Regions from separate parts of the Homo sapiens genome. Here region 1 is linked to region 2. The links are chromatin loops, found by intact Hi-C in ENCODE. Cell type or tissue: ascending aorta. All regions are shown on one strand. Each heading gives the region's core, and the rest is flanking DNA. Links, peaks and the distances in the headings are about the cores only. Region 1 overlaps MLLT1 (MLLT1 super elongation complex subunit). Region 2 overlaps RFX2 (regulatory factor X2).

The links. Hi-C counts contacts between places; a loop is a spot of excess contacts. Peaks named below come from ENCODE experiments on the same cell type or tissue, not always from the same donor. Only the 100,000 strongest peaks of a DNase experiment are listed, where the experiment ranks them.
Region 1: a loop joins it to region 2, with 3 times the contacts of the local background. A loop is called at or near these places in 4 of 110 quality-filtered maps.

Annotation. Positions count from the first base shown.
Region 1 is chr19:6,271,703-6,275,702 of GRCh38, reverse strand. The region is part of intron 1 of MLLT1 (MLLT1 super elongation complex subunit); the gene reads left to right. Among named protein-coding and RNA genes, the nearest start is that of MLLT1, 6.3 kb to the left of the region's middle. RefSeq lists an enhancer at 2,008-2,607. In ascending aorta, for the core only: no CTCF peak of the experiment used is centred there; DNase peaks (open chromatin) are centred at 834, 1,652, 3,421, 3,862 and 1 weaker place; H3K4me3 peaks cover 3,280 bases; H3K27ac peaks cover 3,878 bases.
Region 2 is chr19:6,100,367-6,107,280 of GRCh38, reverse strand. All of the region lies in intron 1 of RFX2 (regulatory factor X2), which reads left to right. Among named protein-coding and RNA genes, the nearest start is that of RFX2, 6.7 kb to the left of the region's middle. In ascending aorta, for the core only: no CTCF peak of the experiment used is centred there; DNase peaks (open chromatin) are centred at 2,285 and 3,770; H3K27ac peaks cover 4,000 bases.

The DNA of each region.
Region 1 (4,000 bases), core at 1-4,000, 170 kb before region 2:
ACGAGGACAGATGGAGCCAGAAGAGGGGTGGAGGTGCTGGCCCCTAGCCCCAGTGTGCCAGCAGTCAGGGGACCAGGACCCGGTGTACCTGTTAGTGAGAGGCCCCTGCCTTCTGGGTGGGCAGCTCTCCGCTTCAGAGGACTGTCACAGAGGGGCACCTGTCTTTCCCCATCTCTTACATTCTAATTCAGTGGTTACCACTGAGGGCCCCGACTGGGCTTGGCGGGAGAAGATTCCGCAGGGGGTTTTATTGGGTCTCATGTTGCCGTCGCTCCATGGGATCGCCCAAGCCTCGTCACCTCTTCCTGTTTGTGCATGTGTGGCTCACACACGTGCACGTGTTCAGCCCAGGAGGACCTCAAAATCAATTTAGGCTGAAGGGGGAAACGACTCCTCAGTGTTCTCCTCTCCTGGGATGGGAGGGGATCGTTGCCTCCGAGGGAATTAGATGCAGTAGCCGAACTCCAGGTGTAATTCCACCACTGGGCGAAGTCCAAGTTCCCAGAGGAAGGGCATCTATTGAGAATTCCCACCAGAAGACCAGGGGAAATCTTCAGATGAACTGGTTGTTGAAGACCTGCCTTCAGGGCTTGCAGGAAGTGGGGTACATTGGCTGAAGGAATTGTGTGAAGCTGTTGGAACAAGGCTGGCTCGCGGCTCTTTGCCAGGCGGCGGCCGCTGTAGCCCACACCTGGGGAGAACCGCACGCTGCGTTGAGAAAGCCCCGGGGAAGCTGCCCTCGAGAGGCTGCCTGGTTTGCCTGATTTGGGATTTTGGCCCTTTGGTTCCAAGTGCCCTCTGCCAGCTGGCCTGGAGAGAGGGCAGTGTCCCAGCTGAGGCCCTCTGCCCAAGCCTAACTGTCCCCAGATGGCCCTTGGAGCGCTCGTGCCCATCCCTCCGTCCGCTGTCTTTCAGATGGTTTCCCAGAAGTGAGACGGACAGCTCTTTCCGGGACAGTCCTGGAAGGTTCCCCTTTATCCTGGGCTTTTGTTGGGGAGTGGGTGTCAGGGTGGTCCCAGAGGTGCAGGGAAGTGGAAATCCCTGAGACCACAGCCCCCCGGCTCATTTCCAGCCGTCTATTCCAGAGGTTCCAAAAAAGTGGCCTCCCAGCAGCAGGCATTCCTGGTGCCTTGAAGGAACTTGCTGGGATAAAGTTGGGGGAGAGCCACTGACCAATCAGATTATTCACTCTAAGACATTCTGGAGAGCCTGTCACTTAACCTCTGCAGCCAGGCACCCTTCCTAGAGAGACAGCTAATTGATTAGCTTCAATTCTTTGGTCCTAATGGCCAAGGAAAGAGTCCAGGTGGTGTGGGGGAAGGGGGGTGGTTACCCTTGGCTATGGAATTGGCTTAGCTGTGCTAATAAATTATCATGACCTGACAAGTCAAACGCGTTGGCCGGGGCTCCACTTCTTGCCTCCCGTTGACGTGGCTTGAGCGTCTTACTGAATCTGTGATTCCTTTTTTACTACAACAGCAGAGACTCTGTTATTCCACCCTTCCGGGGAGTGCCCCCCTCAGCGCTCCACAGTCCCCTGGGTGCAGCAGGCCGGGCACCCGAACTTCGCATCTGTTGGCCAAGTCTGGGGTGTGTCCTTAACAGTGGGTGTTGAGGCTCAAGTTGGCGCCAGCCCCCAGGGCATCAGTGTCGCCTGGGCAGCACTTTGGGCCCGGCCTGCCGGCTGCAAAGATTACCCATCGCTGCCTCGGAACCTTCCTGTTTACTTTGGCCACTGCGGTGGAGTTCTGGTGCTTCCATCCTCCCCCTCTCCAGTGGAACCGCGGTCTTTCACTCTTTCACAATAACTGCTCTGCCGCCTGCGTGCCCTGGGTAGGAACTCCCTGTCATCAGAAATGCCGGGAAGTCGGCCGAGGTCTGAGTGGCCGGGTCAGTGAATAAGCGATTCCGAGGAGACACTGTCATTGTGTGGGAGTCAGCTCCACAGAAGCAGGGGTCGTTCTCCCGCATCCTGGTGCTGTTCCCATGATGTATATGTACATTTAGTTTTCACCTGTAATGCTCCCAGCGGGACAGGGGTTGCCTTCCTGTTTTCTAGCGAAAAAGGCAGAGGCGCAGGCGTGTAAGCATAGAGGGTGGTCATGGCCGCTCGGGGCTAATGTCAGTGTTGTTTTGGGTTTGTTGGAATGCGGTGGTGTTCAGGCAGACACTCGTGCTTGGCCTGAGTATTGCCATGCCGGTGCTCAGCCCTCACCTCGTGTGTTTGGTGGGGGTACTTTTACCTGAGATCCTCATGAATCCGCAGCGCCGGGGGTTTATGAGTGCGCCTGATCTTCCGTCCATCCCCACTTTCTTCCCACACTGGGGTCGTGAATGTCCCTGCTGCCCGGATCTTGGGGTTACCTGAATGTCCTCCACCCTCGGGTCCTGTCAGTTCTGTGGCTTTGGGCTGTGTTCACCCCTTTTTCCAGCCACTCCTTCTGGTTGCCTCCTCATGGGCTGGGGTTGCTGTTAGTTTGCCATTCGCCCTTTTCTGCCTGCACCCCAGGCCTTACACAGAGGGCCGGGGGCTTTTGACTCCGAGACCGTTTCCCATATCTGTCAGCCACTTATGACGACGGGTTATTTCTTTTGTCTCCGGCCTGATCCCAGGCACCCCCTGCAGTGTGCCTGGTCCCTAGGGAGTCCCTGCCCTCTTTTCCCAGGGAACTCCAGAGGGACAGTCGTCCTGAGCCAAGGGAATCCCCTCTGCCCCCTTTCCTTTTAAAAATTAATTTTTAGTTGACAAATAAAAATTGTACATCTGTATCATGTACATGTTTCAGTTTACTTTTTAAGTTGCCAAATAGAAATTGCACGCCTCCGCCTCATTTCTTATACCTGGCTTGCTGTGCGCACAGACCCTCAGCCTCTCTGGCCAGTTCTTCCACATGCTGGAACTGGCCTGTCCTTATCTGCCACCATGGCCCTGCCGTCTCCAAAAGCAGCATTTAGAACTCCCTGACCTGAGAGGCTCTCTGGTTTAATTAATCCAGCATCGTCCAGGCCTCCTGTCCCGTGGTTTCAAGATAGAGGCTAAGAGGACGAACAAGATGTAGTCCCTGCTCTCAGAGAGTTCACAGGGGCCCTGGGGGCTGCGTCAGCAACCCAGGAGCGGGGGATGGGATGAAGGGGCTCCCGTGGAGCTGTCCACAGGCTTCTGTGGGGACTCAAGGTTGGTCTCCAGCGTGGCTACCAGAAAGGGCCCTGGACAGGGCAGCGTGTGAGCCAGGACTTGAGATGAGTAGGGTTTTGAAACGAGCTTAGGGCACCCAGGCTGCGGCACTAGAAGAGATGAAGAGAGATAGGGTGGCTGTTCCTGGTGTGTCTGGGGCTGGCTGTAGGATTGAGCTGGAATGTGCGCGTTTCCTGCATTTCCTCAGTTCTGGGACTCTGAGATACCAGGACAGCGCCACCAACTCAGGAGCAGCTTCTGTGTCTGTGTGTGCACGTGTGCGCCTGTGTGCAGGCTGGACTCTGACTTCAAAAGGGTTAGGACATGAAAAGAGACGAGCGTCTCAGACTTGAGGAAATACACGCGTGGAAGACGTGCGCGGGGCTCGGGCTTCCTTCTGAGGGAGTGACAAGCCGTGGAAAGCTTTAACATGGCGGGCGGGGGTGGGGGCGATAGGATCTGCCTGCCCCAGCGGCTCCATCGCGTGACAACTGAGAGCTCAGAGGGGGACGGAGAGGGAGGGAAGCCGGCCAGGCGCCGGGGCACTCAGCCAGGTGGCGGGGTCTGAACGGGGCCTCGAAATGCCAAAGAAGAGACAGGTACTGGAGGGATTGCAGCCACTGGGACACACCTGGCCAGTTGCCGAGCGATGGCGTGGAAAGGCGCAGATGGGAGCTGTCTGGTCTGGGGCCCGGGAGGGCGGCTCTGTCAGGGGAGGGTGTGGGACTCAGGCCATGGTCTGGCTGGCTCCCGGCTATCTCAGCACTTAGAAGCAAGTGTGCGCTTGGCTGCTGCTTTATTTTGTAACATTCTTGTATTTGATAG
Region 2 (6,914 bases), core at 1,807-5,806:
TCTGTCTCCCAGGCTGGAGTGCAGTGGCACCATCTCGGCTCACTGCAAGCTCCACCCCCGAGGTTTACACCATTCTCCTGCCTCAGCCTCCCGAATAGCTGGGACTACAGGCGCCTGCCACCACGCCCGGCTAATTTTTCGTATTTTTTAGTAGAGACGGGGTTTCACTGTGTTAGCCAGGATGGTCTCGATCTCCTGACCATGTGATCCGCCCACCTTGGCCTCCCAAAGTGCTGGGATTATAGGCGTGAGCCACCGCGCCCGGCCGGCACCTGTGGATTTTTATAGTAGCTAGTGATTGTTTTGCTCATAAAATGCTGGGGCCAGAAGGAACCACATCTTATAATATATATTTGTTTCTAAAGTTGACATCTATTTATTAAATATTTAAATATTTTTAAAATATATATTGAAATATTAAAACATGTATATATAATATATACTTATATATTTAAATATAATAAAATTTAAATATAAATATATGTTAAATATAAAACAAATATATTTAAATATTTACAAACATTTAAACAGTATACCCCCATAGGTACCCACTTACTTGTAAAATAGGAAACTTTTGAAAAACCAAGGGAAGTTCTCATCTTGCTTGTCAGGACACTCACTAAACTGCAGGGGAGGAGAATGCGAGTCTGTGGGCCTGTCTCTGAAACTATGGGTCCAGGGCATTCCCACTAAACACAGCCGTATTTCTGAACTGAACTATATGAATATTCACCCGAAGTGGGGAAGAGAAGGACCATAAGTAACTTCATGTCAATTCAGGCCAGCTTTTGTCACCAAGTGAGTCCATGCCAAATTTACAAAAAAATTGCCAGTTTTCAGAGTTTCCTGGATTTCAGTATTGTTGTAAGGGGTTGTGGGCTTATGTATTTTTTAAAAAGATGTTTTGACTCCGTCTCTAGAATTTAAATGGCAATTAGCTCCTCTGCTGGTCATGTTCTCATGTTCTCTCATGTAGACATATGCCTGGTGTAGTGAAAGGTCTTATTTTGTTGGATGGATGGATGGATGGATGGATGGATGGATGGATGGGCAGGCCGATGGAATATACACTGGGAATTAGAGAAAAAACTGAAAACCACCTACTTGCTTCTTGGAAACTCTAAGATCAGCAAAAGGATTCTCCCAGGAAAAAAAATATAGGGGAAGACCCAGAATGAAGTGGGCGAAAGGGATAAGGGTAGGTGAAGGAGGAGTGGCAAAAGGTCCAGAGAGAGGCCCTAACAGGCCTATAGGGAACTGGAGCCTGGGAAGCTCTGGACTGGCTTAGGATTCTAAGCTCTTCTCTGCAGAAAACATCTATCCAGCTGCCTGCTGGGTACATCCAGGTGGATTCTGACAGGCACCTTAAACTTAAGGTGGCCAAGCTGAGCCTGTCATAGTCCCCCCAGATCTACTCCTCCCAAAGCACCCCCCAAACTCGTTGGTACATATCAACTCACTTCTTCCCATTACTCAGGCCAAACCTCAGGACTGTCCTTGACTCCTCTCTCCCAAGCCATCAGCAAATCCTGTTGACTCCACCTTCAGTAGTTCCCCAGAACCTGACCATGCCTCGCCACCTCCACTGCCAGCCCCTCTGGTCCCAGCCACCAGCATCTAGCCCGGATGATTCCACCACTGGTGCTCGGCAGTCTCTCAGCCCAGCAGCCAGACGGGGCCTGTTAACCCTGGGAGAGGCGGCGTCATGTTAAGTTCTACTTCATACCCCTCAGCTCGAAACCCTCCGATGGCTCCCATCTCATCTGCAGCAAAAGCCAAAGTCACCCCTAACTCCACTCCCCGCCAAGCCTAATACCTCTTTGACCTCATCGCCAAGCTAGATGCCTTCCCTCACTGCACTTCCACCCTGCTGGCCTCTGGAAGCTCATTCCAGCTCTGCCTGGAAAGCTCTTTGCCCAGGTATTTGGAGGGCTGGCTCTCCGACTTTCTTCAGGCCTTTTCTCAGATGTCACCAGGCCACCCACTTGAGAATGGGTGCTCTCAGCCTCCTTCCCTGCTTTCTCTGTCTCCTTAGCATTTATTCCTATATAACACACCATAAGTTATACGTATTTATTGTATTATCACTGTCCTCTTGTTAGAATGTCAGCTCAGTAAGGGCAGGAACTTCTGTTTTATTAACTTCTTTTTTTTTTTTTTTTGTGAGACGGAGTCTCACTCTGTCACCAGGCTGGAGTGTAGTGGTGCAATCTCGGCTCACTGCAACCTCTGACACCCAGGTTCAAGCAATTTTTCTGCCTCAGCCTCCTGAGTAGCTGGGATTACAGGCACGTGCCACAACGCTCAGCTAATTGTTGTATTTTTAGTAGAGACAGGGTTTCACCATGCTGGCCAAGATGGTCTCGATCTCCTGACCTCATGATCTGCCCACCTCGGCCTCCCAAAGTGCTGGGATTACAGGCATGAGCTGTTTTATTAACTTCTATATCCCCAGGGCTGAGAAGAATTTTGGTGCTGAGTAGGCAATTGAGAAATATTTGTGAAATGAATAAACAAATGGTTTCCTTGACACTTATGGGGAAAGCATATGTAGAAATGAAGAGTTGAGAGCTGCATTGGGTGTGGTGGCTCACACCTGCAATCTCAGCTACCTGGGAGGCTAGGGCAGGAGGATCGCTTGAACCCAGGAGTTTGAGACCAGCCTGGGCAACATAGCGACACCCTGCCCTTAAAAATTTTTTTTTTTTTTTTGAGATGGAGTCTCACTCTGTTGCCCAGGCTGGAGTGCAGTGGCACCATCTCAGCTCACTGCAAGCTCCACCTCCCAGGTTCAGGCCATTCTCCTGCCTCAGCCTCCCGAGTAGCTGGGACTACAGGCATCCACCACCACAACTGGCTAATTTTTTGTATTTTTAGTAGAGACGGGGTTTCACCGTGTTAGCCAGGATGGTCTCGATCTCCTGACCTCATGATCCGCCCACCTCAGCCTCCCAAAGTGCTGGGATTACAGGCGTGAACCACCGCACCCGGCCAAAAAAATTTTTTTTAAATTAAGAATTGCTCATAGGTACCTTAAGTTCATATTGCCATCTCTGAGTCAGTAGAGCCCAAATTGGATGAATCTGGATGAATGGGGCAGGGGAAAGAGGAAAGGAAAAGTTGCAGGTCATAGTGCTGGGTGTTGCAGACCAGGGCTTTGGGGCACAGCAGAGAAGGAGTTAAATTGTGGTGCCACCGTTTATTAGCTTAGTGGCTCTGGGGCAAGGTTTGACATCTGTGAAATCGATAATAATAGCTCGTGTGGTTGCTATATTAGAAATAATTTCTATAAGCTATTTAGCACAGGGGCTGGCATCTAATAGGTGCTCAGAAAAAAGTAACTGTTGTTATTATTATTATTATTAGGATGAAGCAAATAAGTAGTAAGTGGCCTGGGATGATCAGTTTTTTACTGTGGTTTCCTGACCAGGACCAAATGCTAAGGAGGCGTTTAGTACATACATCTTGCTTGACTGAGTGGTCGGCCTCATGCTGTCTGTTTTAGGGTAGGAAATTCCCTTAAATTAACCTAGAAACTCATGGGTACTAATATGTCCCTCTGCAAACATAAGTGCTTCGTAAGAACAAAAACAGCACGAAAAGTTGTTGGAGTCCTACATCTTGGTTGTGGCATGGGTCCCTCTGAAATGACTCCCCAAACATCACATTTATGATGAGTTTTGGGGAGTGGCCAGCTCTACAGATGAGAACATTTTAAGACTGGTTTCCCTTCTCTGTTATCACTGGCTCTTGGATGCCAACACAGTCAGAGTCTGGAAATGAGCCACTTGGAGCCGGGGACTGGCCTGGTCTTCGTGCCAGGACTTGAGTTGGGCCCTTAGGAGCAGACGGCCTGGCCTTGCTGCACCTCAGTTGTTTTTTCCTGAAAGTGCATTCCTGTTTTATGATACATAGGTCTTGCATGTTTGAAAACCCTGTTGTATGCCCTGGCAATTCCTTATTCTTATTTTTAATGTTTGTGAATTCCATGACTTTCTAAAAAGTACAGTTGACTTGCCACTGCCTGTAGATGATACATAAAGCAGATAGATTTTAAATGCTGTCAGTCCATTTACACCTGCTACAGTCCATGTTTCAAAGTGGAGAAAAAGCTGAAAAGCCATTAAAAATATGTAGAACTTACATGTAATGGTCCAATATAGTGATTATTTGTCATTTATTACATAATGAAGCCCAGATGTGCTATATATGGTAAGCCTATTTCTACTAAGATCTCTGCAGTTTTTTTGGACGTGTGTGCATGTGTTTGTGTATATGTCTGAGACTGGGGGATGGGTAATTCATAATAAAAAACGAGATGAAGTCTCGCTCTCTTGTCCAGGCTGGAGTGCAGCCTCAAACTCCTGGGCTCAAGCAATCCTCCTGCCTCAGCCTCTCAAGTAGCTGAGATTATAGATGTGAGCCACTGTGCCTGGCCATAAGAGGCTTCTTGTATTTGAACTTGGCTGAAAAATTGAACAGTAGAGACAAAAAAGCAAGGCCGTGTGATGCGGACTGGGCTCCTGGCGTCCAGCAGTTTTTAAGGAGGTGACAGTTGAGCTGAGACTGAAATGAGGAGAGGGAACCAGCGCTGTGGGGTTCAGAAGGAAGAGCCTTCCAGGAAGGGGGCAGCAGGTACAAAGGTCCTGCAGTTGTGTGGCTGATGCCTGGCGAGCAAAGCAAGGAGAGGCAGAAGAGGCAGGGGCAACCTGCAGGGCCTTGGAGGCCATGGGCAAAGTTTGGATGCTATTCGAAGTATAAACTGGATCATTGGTAGAGTTCACATCAGCCGGTACCTGTCAGATCAAAGGTGTCCAGTCATTTACCGGAAGACCTGCTTTTCAGACTCCTGACATTTGTTCATCATTCATTCATACAATCTTCATTCATTCATCCTTCATTCATTTATTCATTGCCTATTTTGAGTAAAGTGCTATCCTATCCAGTTACAAAGACCAAAGACCAACAAGGAAGAGGAGTCAGTATCAAATAGGCTTTGCTAGATGTTTCTACAGGGCACAGAGGGCAGACAAAGTGGGGAGGCCAGCTGTCCCTGGAGCTGAGGAAAGGTCTGAAAAGAGGATGTGGATCTGAACTGCATCTTGAGAATAGTGTTCTGCAGGCAGCAGATGGGGGAGAGGGGTGTGGCCATGTTTTCAGGACTGGGCGGCCCATGTTTTCATGTCCCCGTGAATGTGATGACTATACACTATATAAGTGGAATCATAGAGTATTTGTGTTTCCGTGACTGGATTATTTCACTTAGCACAATGTCTTCAAGGCTTATCCATGCTGTAGCATGCATCAGAATTTCCTTCCTTTTTAAGGCTAAAGAATATTCCATTGCATGGATATGCCACATTGTGTTTCCCCATTCATCCATGGATGAACACTTGGGTGGTTTCCACCTTACAGCTATTGTGAACCATGCTAAGCAGAGATCTCAAAGGGACTCTTAGGTAGAGGGAGAACCTGGACAGAGGCTCAAAAGGCAAAGGAGGAAATAACTTCAAGAACTGAGCACCATGAAGAGTGAGATCCAATGGCAACCAGAAAGATTAGACTTGCCCAAGTCCCATGTGAAAAAGGATTGGGTCCCCACAGAAAGGCAGAAGGCTTGACTCATGAACGCCTGTCTCCTGGAAAACTGTTGAAATTATACCAATGATATAGAAGTCCATTCCTAAAGCTGCAACAGCACTTAATTATACTTTTTTAAAAATGCAAACTGTTTATCTTTTAGAAACTGTGCCATGTTTCCAAGGATACATTTCTGTCCAAAAGGTGATCTGTGGGGAAAGGCCTTAGAAGCAGTTTCCAAAAAAATTACCAGCCCACAAAAATGTATGCGGGCTCCACCCAGGCCAGTGGAAACCCAAAGAAAATAACACGAAGGCCTTTTTCCCACCTCTCCTGTCCTTCTCAGAATACATACAGACAGATGTAGCCTGCCTTGAGAAAAAATATATTTGGAATTCCAGACCCACTGAAAACAGACTAAAAGATGTGCTTCTGATTTTAAAAGGAATTATTCGTTTTCTTGAAGAATTCACCCTACTAGGGACTTCAGTGAGGAGCTCTCTGGGGTCTCCATCCATTTCTTTAGAAAATATTTGTGGGCCTGAAATATCAAACATCTGAGGAGCTTATAATTAGTTAAGCATTTACGTGTATTAATATATCGTCATGTGGACAGTTGAGAGGGGAGAAGGCACTAGACAAATTTAAAATTGTTAGAAACCATTGGCAACTGATATTCAGAGCCTAAGTTAAAAGCAGGATATGTCTCAGGAGCAAATCTTTTGTGTAAATCCTGGTATTTTTACTGCAGACCTTTAAAATGACAGACGCGGGTGAGTAAAAATTACTTCTGGAAATGGATATGATTAATTAATTCAATTAATTAATTCAATTAAATCAATATAATTCAATTAATTAATTCAATTAAATCAATATAATTCAATTAATTGCCAGCCTTGGTTCACACTGATGAGTGTGCTCATTGGAGAGACTCAGCATGCAAAAGAAAAGACTCATCAATTTGCAGTTATTTAATTTCACGAACTGCCGGATGGTGGAGTCAGTAGCAGCGGCTGGGCCGCAACATGGCGCCTCCCACCTAGACTTCCGGTCAGGAAACTTCCACCTTCCTCCGATTTACGTGGGCCTGCATGAGCCTACTTCTCTTCTTATTCTAGTGCCAGTGGCCTCTGGAGTCTTGGTCCTTCTTACTGGAAGTAGCCCTCCTCTCCTGTTACAGAGGCAATAATTCTCCAGCCTTCCGGTCGCCGCCAAAGCCTCCTGCCTAATCACTTCCTGTATTGTCTCCCTGCGGCTCTTTGCACAGACCTTGGGCTCTGTCGTCTCTGGATTCTTACTGATCTCTTCCTCTTCTCCCAACCGCCTTGTCATGT